Linked DNA regions of Homo sapiens: all the other regions are linked to region 3. The links are chromatin contacts, found by Hi-C or POLR2A ChIA-PET in ENCODE. All regions are on one chromosome and are shown on one strand. The core of a region is the stretch at or near the end of the contact, and the rest is flanking DNA. Distances in the headings are between cores, read along the strand shown. Region 1 overlaps TNS3 (tensin 3). Region 2 overlaps TNS3 (tensin 3). Region 3 overlaps PKD1L1 (polycystin 1 like 1, transient receptor potential channel interacting).

What was found. Hi-C counts contacts between places; a loop is a spot of excess contacts on that map. ChIA-PET counts read pairs that join two places held with the same protein, here RNA polymerase II (POLR2A). Pooled maps may share reads with other maps.
Region 1: a map of IMR-90 shows a loop between it and region 3 (12-fold over the local background). The contact joins two enhancer-like sites. A Hi-C loop is called at or near these places in 5 of 168 maps with a recorded cell type or tissue (IMR-90, ascending aorta, dorsolateral prefrontal cortex and 2 more) and 12 of 50 pooled maps.
Region 2: a pooled map shows a loop between it and region 3 (2.7-fold over the local background). The contact joins two enhancer-like sites. A Hi-C loop is called at or near these places in 4 of 50 pooled maps. POLR2A ChIA-PET finds 5 or more read pairs at or near these places in 2 of 52 experiments (OCI-LY7 and WTC11).

Annotation. Positions count from the first base shown.
Region 1 is chr7:47,388,849-47,393,884 of GRCh38, forward strand. The region is part of intron 16 of TNS3 (tensin 3); the gene reads right to left. Among named protein-coding and RNA genes, the nearest start is that of SNORD151, 73 kb to the right of the region's middle. Within about 2 kb of position 3,449, at least 8 of the 41 ENCODE cell types and tissues checked have a DNase peak (open chromatin) inside an H3K27ac peak, as active enhancers do.
Region 2 is chr7:47,325,961-47,330,715 of GRCh38, forward strand. The region is part of intron 20 of TNS3 (tensin 3); the gene reads right to left. Among named protein-coding and RNA genes, the nearest start is that of SNORD151, 140 kb to the right of the region's middle. RefSeq lists an enhancer at 601-1,206. Within about 2 kb of position 1,936, at least 29 of the 41 ENCODE cell types and tissues checked have a DNase peak (open chromatin) inside an H3K27ac peak, as active enhancers do.
Region 3 is chr7:47,816,455-47,821,273 of GRCh38, forward strand. PKD1L1 (polycystin 1 like 1, transient receptor potential channel interacting) reads right to left here. Exons shown (of 57, transcript NM_138295.5): 46 at 4,622-4,732. It overlaps PKD1L1-AS1 (PKD1L1 antisense RNA 1), which reads left to right. Exons shown (of 4, transcript NR_161269.1): 3 at 1,572-1,741; 4 at 3,053-3,393. Among named protein-coding and RNA genes, the nearest start is that of PKD1L1-AS1, 24 kb to the left of the region's middle. Within about 2 kb of position 3,022, at least 3 of the 41 ENCODE cell types and tissues checked have a DNase peak (open chromatin) inside an H3K27ac peak, as active enhancers do.

The DNA of each region.
Region 1 (5,036 bases), core at 2,199-4,698, 430 kb before region 3:
AGAGCGAGATTTCCTCTCAAAGAAAGAAAAAAAAGAAAAAGAAGAAGAAAGAAGAAGAAGGGGAGAGGGAGAGGGAGGAGAAGAGAAGAAGAAGGAGAAGCAGAAACAGAAGAAGCAGAAGCAGAAGAAGCAGCAGAGGAAGAAGAAGAAGAAGGAAGAAGAAGAAGAAGAAGAAGAAGAAGAAGAAGAAGAAGAAGAAGAAGAAGAAGAAGAAGAAGAAGAAGAAGAAGAAGAAGAGGAAGAGGAAGAGGAAGCGGAAGCAGAAGAAGAAGAAGAAGAAGAAGAAGAAGAAGAAGAAGAAGAAGAAGCAGAAGAAGCAGCAGAAGCAGAAGAAGCAGAAGAAGAAGAAGAAGAAGAAGAGGGAGAAGACACAGTAACTACAGAAATACAAACAAGCCATCCACCTTGTAGACCCGTCTGCATGCACAGGACACCCCGTCCAGTGGGATATCGGGGGTACCCTTCCTCCCAGGAAGCAGAGGAGGCCCAAGGTTTGTGTGCCGACTGGGGGTTGGGAGGACCCTGAGGACCCAGGACAAATCCAGCCAACTCTCAGCACCTCTTTCTCTGTCCCAGGGGGTGATGCTACTTAACTATTAAGGCCACTCTTGTGGGCTGATTTCTGCAAACTTGTACAGGACAACATACAACTTGAGCCAATTCCTCTGATTCCTGTCGGATTCGAAAAGTAACGAACACTTAATGAGATGGCGGCTCAGGGACTGGAACAACTCTTTTGACTGCCCCCAATGCCACCCTCCTCTTCTGATGGAGTGTATCAATTTTTTGAAAGTAACACCCACATGACTTGATCCTGGTTTTAACAGAGGGTACGCCTCTCGCACTTGAGACAGGAGGAAGCCGGCGCCCCCAGGCCACTCTCTCAGGTGACATTGAGGAAGATTTGCTGTTTGGTCTGCGATCACGCCTGCAAGGGGGTCCTTTGGTGTTTGTGGGTTGAAGGCTTGCTGCCTCAATTCACAATCAAGAGATGCAGAGGGAGGAAATCTCAGGCTCAGAACAGGACTACCCGCCCATCTGGCCCGTTTCTGTCTCATACAACTTCAGTTGCCTGATGACAGCTGCTTTTCACTGGAGCTATCTAAGCAAGCAATGCTTAGAAAAGCCTGGTTTGGGGACAAGACCTAAAGAAATATTCTTCTGCCTGGTGCAGAGTCAAATGTCATAGGGTGGCTGAATACCATGCAAAGAGCCCTGGAGCAGCTCTCAATGCTGGGGGACAGCACTCCACGTTGCCAACAAGGACCGAGGCTGCAGACACAAGGCACTGTGTATACCCAAGCACTCAGCAAAAAGCAGAGCCAAGACTGAAGGATCTGTCAGGTGCCATCGGCCCCCTCCTCCACTAAAGTTGTCAAAGTTTACTTCAATTTCCAAATCTTAAAACCCAACAATGTCTGGGGAGGAAAGTTTTCAAATCCATTTTCAAAGTGGCAATACTTGAATGGTCTCAGCTTGATCTGGCACTTCCGGGCCAGCTCTGCACACTGCAGCCAGCACTTCCTGACCCAACATGTCCTCGTGGTAGCCCATTCCTGGAGCTCGGAACAGTACTCTGAGAACGCGGTATGGCCACTTCAGGACTGTGTCTTATTGCGAAGGCTGCAGACAAATGTGAATCTCCTCTGTCTGCCTGCTCTAGCAGCCCCATGGGAGCCCCAAAGCGTGGATTCTGGGAATGTTCATCAAGGTATCCACTTAAAGTGGCAGAGCCCAGGCCTGGCAATGCCACGGCCCTCGTCCTGCACACTCTTGGATTGGTAAGTTTGAGCTGCACTCAAAAAGTCCTAGGTCAAGGCAAGAAACCAAGGACAAGAGTGACAGAGCAGGCCTTCATCTCCAACCCTCAGACATTCTTGAAGCTTCCCTGCTGCTCAACCCTTCCTCTAAATCTGTCATAGAGTCTCACTCATCTACCTCCTAAATATCTAAAGGCCCCTACTCTCCATCGCCAGAGCCACATCCAAGTCCAGGCCTCCGTCAGTTCTTAGCTGGGGAGTCCAGAAGCCCATTCTCTACTCTCCTTCCTCTCCAGACTCTGCCTCCCAGAGGGCGTCCTCCAGCCTCTTTGTTATCTTTCTGTATCCTCCAGTCATGTGGCACCTGGGATCCTCACTGTCACCCAGCAAAGAAGCCAGGCTCAGGAAAGGAAGCTGACATTCCCCCGATCTCACGATCCACCACACACAGCACCTCTTACTTCCTCCTGCACACACCAGCCAGGCGGAACACACTTCCACCCCGTGAATATGTGCTGCTCGCCTATGCCCCATGCCCAGGGCTAGGCATACCCTGTCTGCCTTCCCTACCTGCAAGGGCTGTCCTCTTCGTGAATCTCCTTGGATTGTACAGGCAAAGTGGTTGTTTCTCTTCAATTCTTTCCTAATTCCTGGTACCCAATTATGGTACACGGTGCACCCTGTGGCAACAACTGATGTATATCTGTGTCTTCCCAATTAGAGGGTCTGCTGTGTTTCTTCCTGCGCCCACCCCAGCATCAGAGCCATGGCAATTCCCAAGAAAATATGAGATGCGTGAATATGACAAATGGTGTGTATGATAACAAAAATCTCAGAGTTGGAGGGAGGTATCTTTAGAGTCATCCAATTACAACAGGCCACTTTACAGACTGGGAAAGTGAAAGGGAATGAGGCTTATGAGAGCAAGTAGAAAGCACCCCAATGGGGAGTGTGGCCACTGACACCGACGCTCCAGAGATGTCCAGCGAGGAAAATGAGATGTTCTCCATAGGGCTCAGCAACATGGGGGTCCAGAGCTTTGCAGAGCCTCCCTGAAGAGTACTGTGGGGACAATCCTGGTGGTGACAATACAAATCCAGGGACACATATGCTGCTGTGGGCATTCCCTTAGACCATCACAGCAAGTCTGATCCTGAAAGAGCAGGTACATCCTGCTAGGGTAAGAAATCCCCCCACCCACAGCCCTCTTGTGTGACGAGGAGGTGGGGCACCCAGTGAGACTCAGCCCAGTCTCACTGAGTCTCAAAGTCTCAAAGAGGAAAGTCAAGGGTATGAGCCCTGTCCCGCACGGTCTCGAGCACAAGACACACTCTGAGCCACAGCTGCCATCGCCGACAGTGTACGCCAGAAGGCTACCAGGGTCCCTGGCCAGTTACTAGCTTTTGATTTCTCTTTGGATCTGCTCTCTTTATCTCTAAAATGGGCTCACAGGCTCTCTCGAGGATTAAAACACCATAGTGAGGCTTCCGGCAGGCAGCCACACTGTGTGCCGCGAGATATTCTTCCCTCTCCTCAGGGACAGCAACTACCCCAGGGAACACTGACACGACTGCCGTCCCCCGCAGCCACCACCTGCCAGGACCACAGACCCACGGGGAGACCAGGACCATGTGCTCCTCTCTGTGCTGAAGACAGGGCGTTTGTAATCACTTGCCCACATTGGAACGGATTCAAGGCCGGCTCCTTTCTGAGTATAGAAGCAGAATGTTGCGCTCACACATCAAAGCCAGCGCTCCCCTAACAGGCCCAGATTGAAGGCAGCTGCAGAGGGCTCCATTCCAGGACGGCAACCACTGCTAGAGATAAATGCGGCTTAAGTCAACATTTTTGGGGTTTTTTAACCAGGCGGCGGGGGGATAGAAAAGGCAGGGGCAGGGGTGGAAAAGAGAGTGCCGCAATACATCATTTTCCCAGCTAAAAGAGAATGTTTCAGAGGCTGCCAAACCTTCCTTAACTCCTCAAAGCACTGGACAGCTCTGAAGACTAAAGCCCTGGTGGGAATGCGGCTGGGACTCAGCCTTTCACCCGCCAGGCGGCGTCCAGTCCAGGGACCTGAGCCAGGCACTGCTGACCGCAGGCAAGAGCGAAGACTGCCTGGAGTAATAGCTCACCAATGCAGCACACCGGCCTCCATGCCAAAGAGGGGCTGAGGAGGGCTGCAGAGTGGAAGAGAGGAGGGAAATTCAACAAGGATGAGTTTTCTATCCAAAGGTGACTACTCTTTCTGGGGAACACCTTCTCAAAAGGACCCAAGCCTGGGGATTCTGCAGAACTTTGATGGCAGAGGTGGTGATGGCAGCCTCGTGTCTCACAGGGAGAACTTGGAAACCCTGCAGGAGTGCAGCAATAAGATCAAACGCACTTTGGAAGCCCCTCTAAGGGAATCCAGTGTGCTCAGTGAGAAGGACATGGGAAGAAAGTTTAAAGATGTGCACAGATGCTAAAGGAGGTGGGTTAAGTGAAAAACTCAGGCTATAAAACAATGCACAGGCTGATCCTACTATGAGAAATTACATGATATTTAGAAATCATGCCAAAAATACACCAATGACGAGTGCTTCATCTCTAGACAGTAAGATGGCGGTAATTATTCCTTCTTTTTGATAATTTACATCTTCAAAAAATATTGATACAAGCTTAAATGTATGTAAAAGAAAGAAAGAAAAGCATAAAACTCATTCCATTGAATCAGGTACCCCAGACACGCCAGACAGCACGTGGGGATGGAGGGTCAGGAGGAGGGGATGCAGATTTGAGGAAAGGCTCCGTGCTTGTCTGTAACTCAGGAGCTGGAATTCTCAAGAATACTCAGGCAGTGGTTCAAGGGAAGGTTGCTGAGATCCAGTTTTGGGAGAGGACTCAGATTCCGTGTGGCGGGTTCTGGGCTAAGCATCCGGATACCAGTCCTGAGCTCGCTCTGAGTCCTCCCCTGTCACTCCACCTCCCTGGGGGTGCTCATGGGCTTCAGATATCATCGAGGCTGCAAGGGATGAACCAGGCACTGGGAGGAGGCTGCACTCTCACCCACTATATCCCTGAGGAGTCTGGGCATGACTCTGCCCATAAAGGGGGTCTCTGCTGCTTTATGAAGCCTGGAAGCAGTAATGACAAAGCTGTGAATCTGGCTGCAAAGTGTACCTGGCTGCCTTGGCGCCCTATCCGACTCCTCACCCTCCTGTCTGGGAACCACTCTTTCCCGGGTGTCCTTCCCACTCTGCCCTGTCCTTCTCAGTTTCTTTCCAGAACTCCTATGCA
Region 2 (4,755 bases), core at 686-3,185, 490 kb before region 3:
TTTAGAACCATGCGGATTATCAGATCCCAGCTCCAACCACGGGAGCTTTCACTGTGCTTTTGGAGAAATGTTGCCATCAGTACAGGTGCCAATCTGAATGTCAACAGCTTTTAAATCACACAGCTCTTGGGACTGTTGTAAAATCCTGTTTATATGACACATATCAACTTTTCATATAAAGAAAGTAAAATGGAAATCAGAATTACAGCTCCCTTTCTCTGAGTGCCTACTATACACCAGGCACTCTGCTAACCCACACATAGGTGTTATCTGATTTAATCCTCATACAAACATTTCCACATGCAAATCATCTTATGGATGAGGAAACAGATTCTGAAAAGTGAGGTTAAGAAGCTTATTCAAAGGAAGCCAACTCATCTGTTGGACTCAGAAAACTATGTTCTTTCCACAAGACATCCCTGCCTCCCACCAGCAGGGTCTGAGTCAGAACGCAGAATGTAATACAATTACTCTGCCCCTACAGGAGGACAAGGAACCTTCTGCACAGGTTTGCCCTGGGGATTAGGAAGGCACAGGTACTCTGGGAGCAACTTAGAGCCCTGTCACTGAGGTTCCCCCTTAGAGTGCAGGAAGCCCCAGCAGAAGACAGCACCAGGCTCCCCACGGGCCACCATGGCTACAGGTTGGCCAAGGGAGAAAATCACCCCTCTCTCGAAATAGGTGGACCAAAATTCTTTTAATCTCACCTCCAAAGTCAGAAAACTATGTCCGTCCTAACCAGACAATCTCTAATACACTGACACGCATATGGAATTCATGAAAAATTACTAATGTATATAAAATACATTAAAAGGACAGGAAACTTTTGAAAAGATAGCATCTTCCATCAGCTGGAGAGCAATCCATCAATCCTGGAAGGGATACTGGGCAAGATTTTCAGCCTGGGAAGGAGAAGCTGGACCTTGAGCCACTTGGGCTTGTCTCAGAGCGGCTGCAGTGCTCGTTTCACAATAAAGAGCTCTGGGTTTTCCCCTCGCTCCCTCTTAATCTTCCCCATCCTTCCAGCTGGAATACACACACACACGCTGTGTCGGCTGCAGGGCCAGCAGAATCACAGGCCAGCCACGCAGAGGAGGGAGCAGATGCCCAGGAGGCCCACCCTGGGCCCAGGCGCCAGCCCTGCCCGTGCTACCCCCAGTGCCTGGCTGACTCTCCCAGGGTCCCACAGAGCCCCAGCCCCAGTTCAGACATTTGGGAGGGAAGGGACAGTGAAGAAACAAAGCCCCTAGGTCCAGAAGCTCTGTTAACATAATCTGAGCAGGTTCTTTCAGTGAATGCATGGGTTTTTGTTTTTGTTTTTTTCAATGACATGAACTCGTTTAGAAATACTCTCTTTGCTTGCTTCAACCACAGAAGAGACAACAGTAAATCTCATTTTAGAACCCAGCGCCTGATCCTAACGCTTGCTTTCGGCATTTAGTAGAAACAACTGTGCTGGGTGCTCAGAAGTGCAGCCTTCTGGTCCTCTGAAGGTCCTGCTGCCCGCTGCCCGGGATCCCTCAAGGGCCCTGGAACTGGGGTGGGGGCGGTGACAGCCCTGGAATGGGGCAGGCTCGCTTTATCAGTTTCAGTAAAGGAATGCACTGTGCTAGGAAGCAGTCCTGTTCCAGAAAAGCTGCACATCTGTAAACCAGGCTTTTGTTAGCCCTGAGTGAATCTCAGCAAAGACAAAGCATGACTTTCTTCTGGAAGGACTAGCCCTCCAGGCTCAAGGGCTGGGGCGTTTTGTCCCAAAGCCTTGGCGACTTGAGAACTGTCATCAAGTGACAAGGGGACTCTTGGAACAATCAGCCCTCCTCCCAAGTCCTGCCCAGGATTCCTGGCCCAGTGACCTCTGCATCCCACCTCATACCCCTCCCCACCCCCCTCCACTGGAGCCCAGGAGATCAAGTTTCAGCAAGGGCAACTGGATCCGGGCCAGAGGCGCCAGGAGCACAGAAGACACCAGGCGTGTAGGGACTGAGCAGGAAGAAGCAATGAGTCCCAATGTACAGCTTACCTGGCACCCAGGACCCTGGTCAGTCCATGGAAGGGCCTGGGAGGATGTGGGCCAGACAGAGGGAACTCCTTGGGCTGTGTCCCCAGCAGCCCTACGTGGTGAGCAGAGTCCCGAGTCCCTGTCCCAGCGGTGGCGTCCCCCACCCACCCAGGCAGGGCTCTGTGTTCCGGCCTGTCCCGAGGGAGTCGTGCAGGGGGCGGGGCGGCCACCTCCAAAGAGGCCCATTCAGAGGGCGGCCGAGAGAGCTCAGGCCCGGGAAAGAATCCCGGGATTGTTGAGCTGCTGCTGGCTGTCGCGGGCGGCCTGCCCAGTCAGTGCCTCCAGACGGCCCTGGCCCCGCCTTGCTCACTGCTGCGGTTTGCTTCCTTTTCATTTCTTTTCACTTTTTCCTCCCCCAACTTTAATTTCTTGCAACCTCCCTGCTGAAACCCAACCAGGCTTAGTTTCAGCCTCAGGCCAGCCATCACCCAAGGCACAAGCGGCAGGACCTGCCCACCATGCCCCCAAACCTGCCCCTCCAAAATCAAACCCCCATTCCCCTGGGACCCCACACTCACAGCAGAGAGAGGCTTCCAGCAACTAGCCAGAGAGGAAGTGGAAGCCTGAACAGTCTCTAACAACAAGGATGTCCCTAGTCAGTCCTCTGCCCCCCACCCCGGCAGGAGCCTACACCCATGTCCCTTTCCTCTGGATGGGGCCATCTGCCTCTCATCTGGCCTGGCCACCAGGCTGGAAGCCTTTCACTCCTCAAGGCAGCCCAGGGGACCTTCCAATGCAAATCCCACCCTGTCACTGCACTGCTCAAACCCTGCAGGTTTTCTTCCGGGCCCCAATGGGCTATAACATCCTGCCCAAACCCTGTCCTAGAGCCTGATTCTGGATCCCTCAGCCTGTTCTGCCTGGCTGGCACCTACTGTAGGCTGTTGGCAGCCTCTACGCACTGTGTCCCCTTTCTTCCATGTTCTTTGCTCATATGCTTCTCTCATCTAAAAGGCCAAACTCCTAAGCCAACTGCTGAAAAACTCCTATACATTCTACAAAGCCCTTTTCAAGTGACCCCACATTTTTTTCAGCATTTGGAACACCATCTCCCTCAGTCAAGTCAAAGTGCTCTGTTCCCGTGACCCGAAATCTGACTATAACCCAGTCCACATGGCAGAACATAGGGGCCTGTCATGTGTCTGGGCCTTAGAGACACGGTACATTACTCAGGGTTTTCACAAGGGGAAGCACAGAACAGACACTCACTCCTGGCTTCTCTTGTCTCTTGTGTCTGGCAAAATCCCACTCCCTCTTCAAATGCTGGTGTGTCACCCCTTCCCCTAGAAAGCTCTCCCTGGAAGAGCAGGTCCCCGTTCCTCCTGGGCTGCCTCCTTTCTTACAGCCCCTGTGCACGCCTGTGCTTCCAGCACAGCTTGCTGCCCAGCCTGAGCCGAGCCATTGGCCGGTCCAGCCCCTGCACGACCCTGGCACACTCATCAACCTGTGAAGAGTGGGCAGGTCAATGCCCTACCCCAAGAGGGACACGGCTTGCCTGGGACCCTCAGGGCCACCGCTCCGCACATGGGCCAGGAAGATCCCTGGGACCTTCCTCCCAAAGGTCTGAGTAGGCATTTCCTCCCTGGTTGTTTATGTGTTGCAGAGCAGCAGCTCCTGCAAATGATGCTGTCGGAAATGCCTGACCACGGACAGAGCAGGCTCAGCGGAAGCGGATGGACTGGCCTTTCCCGTGCCTGTCACTCCCCAAGCAGAGAGGAAGGCGGCACGGGGCGGCACCAGCATGGGGCAGCCAGGCCCAGGAAGGGTGACTGTGACCAGGATGGCACTCCCAAGGGTGGGTCCCATTCCCTCCGTGGAACTGTGGGCTCAGTGACTCGGAGCAAACCCACAGGGATGGGCAGCAGGGAGGAGGAGGCAGGGCATGCTGCTTCTGTGCCCGTGTCACAGCCATGACTGGGACAATCCTGAGTGTGAATCTACAGATTTAAGCATCTTCTGGAGATCTGTTTATCTTTCCTCTCTTGCTTCTTTCTCCTCAGCTGCAGTGCCAGGGACTAAAGTGATTTCAAAGGTGGGCTCCAGGTGGCAGCAAGTCCACTGAGGAAAAAACATTTAAAAATTCTTCCCGGACAGTCTGCTCCCCCCACCCAAACACCCAGAGATCCCCGGGGACGACAGGACCTGGACTGTCCACATGTTGACTCTGCTACAGCCAGGACCACCCACTGCACCTTAGCAAAATCAAGCAGGGGTGCAAATCAGACACCTGGAAGAGGACAGCCCACCCCACCAGCCGGCAATGCCAGGTCTCCTCTCAGAAACACAGGTGCTGGTCTCACGCAGCTCCCACTCTGCGGGCTCAGGCCCTTTGCAGGCATGATGCACTCAGCTCCCTGGAGCTGAGAGACTGTCTCTCTCCTTCCACTTACCCATCAGAAAACAAAACAAACTTTTATCCAGATCCTTCTCTGTGTTAGATGCCAGGAGTGTGATGAAGACTCTGCTCTGGAAATGTCCTGAGGCTGAGGGAGGGAGGGTGACACCAAATCCCAACCCAGGTCCCACTGGGAAGTCACATCCTTCAAATGCAGGTGAGAGCGAGGCAGCAGAAACAAAAGGACGGAGGGAAGGTGAAGCAAGGAGGGAGAGGAGGAACAGAGGGAGAGAAGGGGCAACAGGAGTTTCCCTTTCGGAGGAAGACACAAGCAGACTTGGTTGCCAGAGGGAGGTGAGAA
Region 3 (4,819 bases), core at 1,772-4,271:
AGGCAAAAGGATAAAATCAAGTGTTCCTACGAGAAAGCAAAGTACCTCTCACCTAACTCTAAAAAACTTTCTCATACATAGCTTCCCATGAAGAGTCACTGAAGAATGGAAAGGATGGGGTGCTCATCAACATGCCCTCAGCAAACAGAAATGGCTCTGATGTGGCTGTTTCATCCAGGTTTCTCTCCACAAAAAGGGGAGACCAAAATAGTTCTCAGGAAAAGGAATTTTGTCATAAGGTGAGAAGAAGTTAGAAAGTCACCCAAGTACACACAGTTGAATGCCTGGTCCAGCACCAGATCCAGACTACTCCAAAGAATGAACACACTATGAATCATTCAGATGATGGCCATGGCTTTGGTAAACGAGGCTTGAGAGCAAAGTTGGGCTGTAGACAGCAGGCCTGGAGCCGACTCTTACTGTGAGAGCCAATTTTGCACAACTCCTCCCAACTCCATGTTCAGTGATGTCACATTGGTGGTGTGAAAGACCATGGTGGTTCCGGGCGTGGTGGCTCATGCCTGTAATCCCAGAACTTTGGGAGGCTGAGGCAGGCATATCATCTGAGGTCAGGAGTTTGAGACCAGCCTAGCCAAAATGATGAGACCCTGTCTCTACTAAAAATACAAAAAATTAGCTGGGCGTGATGGTACGCGCCTGTAATCCCAGCTACTCAGGAAGCAGGAGAATCGCTTGAACCCAGGAGGCAGAGGTTGCAGTGAGTAAAGATCATGCCACTGCACTCCAGCCTCAGTGACAGAGTGAGACTTCATCTAAAACAAACAAACAAACAAACAAAAAAACCATGGTGGGAGGATTTACACCACGGAAATTGGCTGGCAGATGCTATAAATCAGTGCTTTTGTTCTCCAGTTATTAACTGTTTCCAGCACACCACAAAGACTATGTTTACAGGTAAGGTGTAGAACGGACACTCCACTGTTGATTCAGAGCAGATTTTGCAGATAATTTAGAAAAAGTTTTTAAAAACCTGATAGTCATGACAATAATTGGACAATATTAAAAAAATCAAAGACAAATAAATGTCACTAGTGTATAGAGTAATAAAGAGATGCAGTAGCCTCAACCAATAATCTGTATATACTATAAATGTGTTCGAAAATTTCCATATGGCTGGGCACGGTGGCTCAGGCCTATAATCCTAGCACTTTGGAAGGCCGAGGTGAGTAGATCACTTGAGGCCAGGAATTTGAGACCAGCCTGGCCAATATGGCTAAACCCCCGTCTTTACTAAAAACACTAAAATTAGCCAGACATGGTGATGGGCGCCTGTAGTCTCAGCTACTTGGGGGGCTGAGGCAGGAGAATTCCTTGAACCCGGGAGGCAGAGGCTGCAGTGAGCCGAGATCGCGTCACTGCACTCCAGCCTGGGCAACAGAGCAAGGCTCTGTCTCAAAAAAAAAATTTCCATAGCATGTATGAGTAAAAGTCTAGTGAATTAATTTATCTGACTGGTTTTATTTCTTTTTTCTTACGAAGAAATGATCTCTTATCCTTTCAAGTATTTGATCTTCATTGGTTTATACATCTTTAGAACTTAATCTTTGCAGGTCTTTTATTGGGTGCTGGTTCTTAACTCTGGACTTCTCTACAAGTTTTGTCAAACTATCAAATGCAGAGCAAATTGGAGGCCTGCCAGAGCACCCAGAGGGTGGAATGAAGCAACAGAGAGGCATCAGGAAAGGAGAACACAGATGGAGACAGAGATGGGAGGCATAAGGTGAGCAGATACATCTCTGCAAATATTCACGCCAAAGGAAAGGAAGAATGAGCCAGGGGGCACAGAGATGCAGTGAAAAGGGCGGGAGGGTAGGAAAGAGGCAAAGGATGGCTGGAGGTGAATTTTCAACAGAGGAAAGTGTTGAGCATCTGCTGTGGGAAGCAAGATGATTTGACGACAAACATTGTACATTTATAGCAACTAATATGATCCATTTTCTGTGTTTTTAAAGAATAAAGTATAGACATTATAGCCATGTTGAGTTTGCACCACTTTCGGGGAAATGGTATCACTTCTTGACACTTGCTTCCCTATTGGAATAACATTAAGAAACTAAGTTAAAAAGCCCTGAAAATAACCCAAAGCCAAAAGGCCCAATGGCCAGACTGCAGACATCTCACACCTCACTCCTGGCACACCCAAAGTGCAGGTAGTGAACCAAATGAGCCAGGAGTATTCTGGCCCTGTCTGTATTAGTTACCGCAATTATATAAAATAAGCCCACAAAGCTGGCTAAACAATGCAAAAGATAAAATCAGCTGTTATTTTACTTTTATGGCACTTGGATAGAACGCTTGCTTCATTGATTGGTGCTTTATTTGCTGGTTTATTTTTTGTTTTATTATTTTTTTTTGGAACTTCATGAAGTCTTTCATAAGTTCAGAAACACTTCAAATACAACTTAAATATGGCAAAATCCAAGAACGCAATGACTACTCAGTAGTCCAGTTCCCTCCCTTTATAGATGAAGATGCTAAGTCCGAGCACTTGCCAGAGTCACCTGGCAACCAAACATGAGTTGGGGGCCCAGTCTCGGAACTCTGTTTCATCCATTTCCACTCCTGGGCTTATTTAGCTTCTCTATCTGGAATGCTAGTAAATGCCAAACCCTAAGTTGTTGTTGATGTTTCAGGATTAGGTATTGGGGGCTAGGGGGTGAGACGGAGAGGGTCCACTTTAAACATTCCATTACCAACCAGGATACTTGAATATCCCTGCCTGGTGGCCAGAGCACCCAGAGGCAGTGAGGTTTTGCATCCCTATGGGAAACATAAGGTCTATGTAAATCCAGGAGTTGTGAATGTGAGCACATCAATCTCATGTGCACCTGAGAGATCTCACAAACATTATCTCAGCTGCGATATTTCTGATTTGAATATCAAGAAGCAACAATTCATATGAGAAATATGTCAAATAATGTTGACTTGTGAAATGTGAGATGAAAAATAAACTAGCAAAAGCCAGAGGTTTTTCATGTTTAGATTTCCATTTCCATTGAGGACCCAAATTATCACTTTGTTTTGCACACAGCACCACCTACTGGCACAGGCTGTGCACTTGCACGGATAGGAGAGCTGAAAAGTTGGTCATGGATGGAAATAACTGCTGGTTTCACAAATGAGGAGGCAGAAAATTCCACTTAATTTCACTATTACAATGCTCAGCAGAAAAAAAAAAACAAAACAACTTGGATTACTGAGCTACAGAACACCCAGACTCATAGCACTGGGACTTCCAGGTCTTACCTTACGAGTGGGTCACAACACTGACAAAGGGGACAATATCCATTAGCCATTATCTTGCTGCGTATGAATAACCCTCTCTCACAAAAATAAAGATAAATATGTTCTGAAATAATTGATAAGATTAAATTGACTTTCCAGCCACTCACTTCTGCCAAAAAATCCAACCAAAAAGTATTTACGTCAAATTGAATTACTTAGTCAAAGGCAACAAACACACTGATAGAGTTGCTGCATAAATGTGTCTTTAAATATTCACCAGAGTAAATAAGGTAACTCCTGGAACACACTGAATTATTGTATTTACCAGCATTGAAATCATAGCAAAGAACCAATATTATTTCATATCATGCACTTTATAATTCAAAGCCACACTGCCTTGAAAGGACTATCAGACTGACTGTTTGTGGCAGGTGAAAATAAAGCCTAACCATGGATTCAAGAACAACTCTCAAAAAAAAGAAGACTACATTAAATGCACCTGTTGATGACAATATGCATCCCAATTTTAGAAGCACTGAGACATGGAAAAGAAATATGACACAACAAAATGCTATCATGCTTGCCTTTGCCTGGTGGTATCACGGAAATTTTTCTGCTTTACACTTTTCAGTTCTGCTAGATTTACCTATGATCAACATCTACTACTTATAGAAAGAAGGAGGAAGAAGCAAATGAACAGCTTGAGAAATGATCAAGAACTTGAGAGGTGTTAGAAACTGAAGGCCGGGCGTAGTGGCGCACACCTGTAATCCCAGCACTTTGGGAGGCCGAGGCGGGTGGATCACTTGAGGTCAGGAGTTCAAGACCAGCCTGACGAACATGGTGAAACCCCATCTCTGCTAAAAATACAAAAAAATTAGCCAAGCGTGGTGGCACATGCCTGTAATCCCAGCTACTTGGGAGGCTGAGGCAGGAGAATCGCTTGAACCTGGGAGGTGGAGATTGCAGTGAGCTGAGATGGCGCCATTGCACTCCAGCCTGGGTGACAAGAGCAAAACTGTCTCAAAAAGGAAAAAAAAAAACTGTTAGAAATTGAGTGTCAGTTATTACGAACTGCAACCATAGGCTTTGATAGAAGAACTCTGAGGTCTCCAGCAAAAAAGAAACTGCAAGACCCTGTTTTGGCACAGAACTTAAAATTCCTTCAAATATCCTTGTTTTGCTATTTACCCCAAACGAGATGCTAAGAACGTGTCCAAAGTCTGTGAATGGAAGGGGGTTTTATTACTACCAGGGAAATGGTGACAATCTTTCCAGTATTTCATATGTGGGATGTGAAACATGGGGAAGGTGCACACAGGCTATGGAATAGTGCAATGGCCCCAGATCTGGAAGAGTTACCCAAACCTCCTACCTTGTAAATTCTTTCCGGATAGCTTGATTGAGGGAGTATTCATCTTGGGAAAATCTCCCATATATTACACACAAAAGCAGAAGCAGCATGAGGATGTCCATGGAAATGTCTCTGTAAGAAGAGTTTTTAAGTTAGCATCCATACAGACCCTGTATGTAGGTACCTGAGTGCTTCAATTTGCAAAAGATTTATTATTAT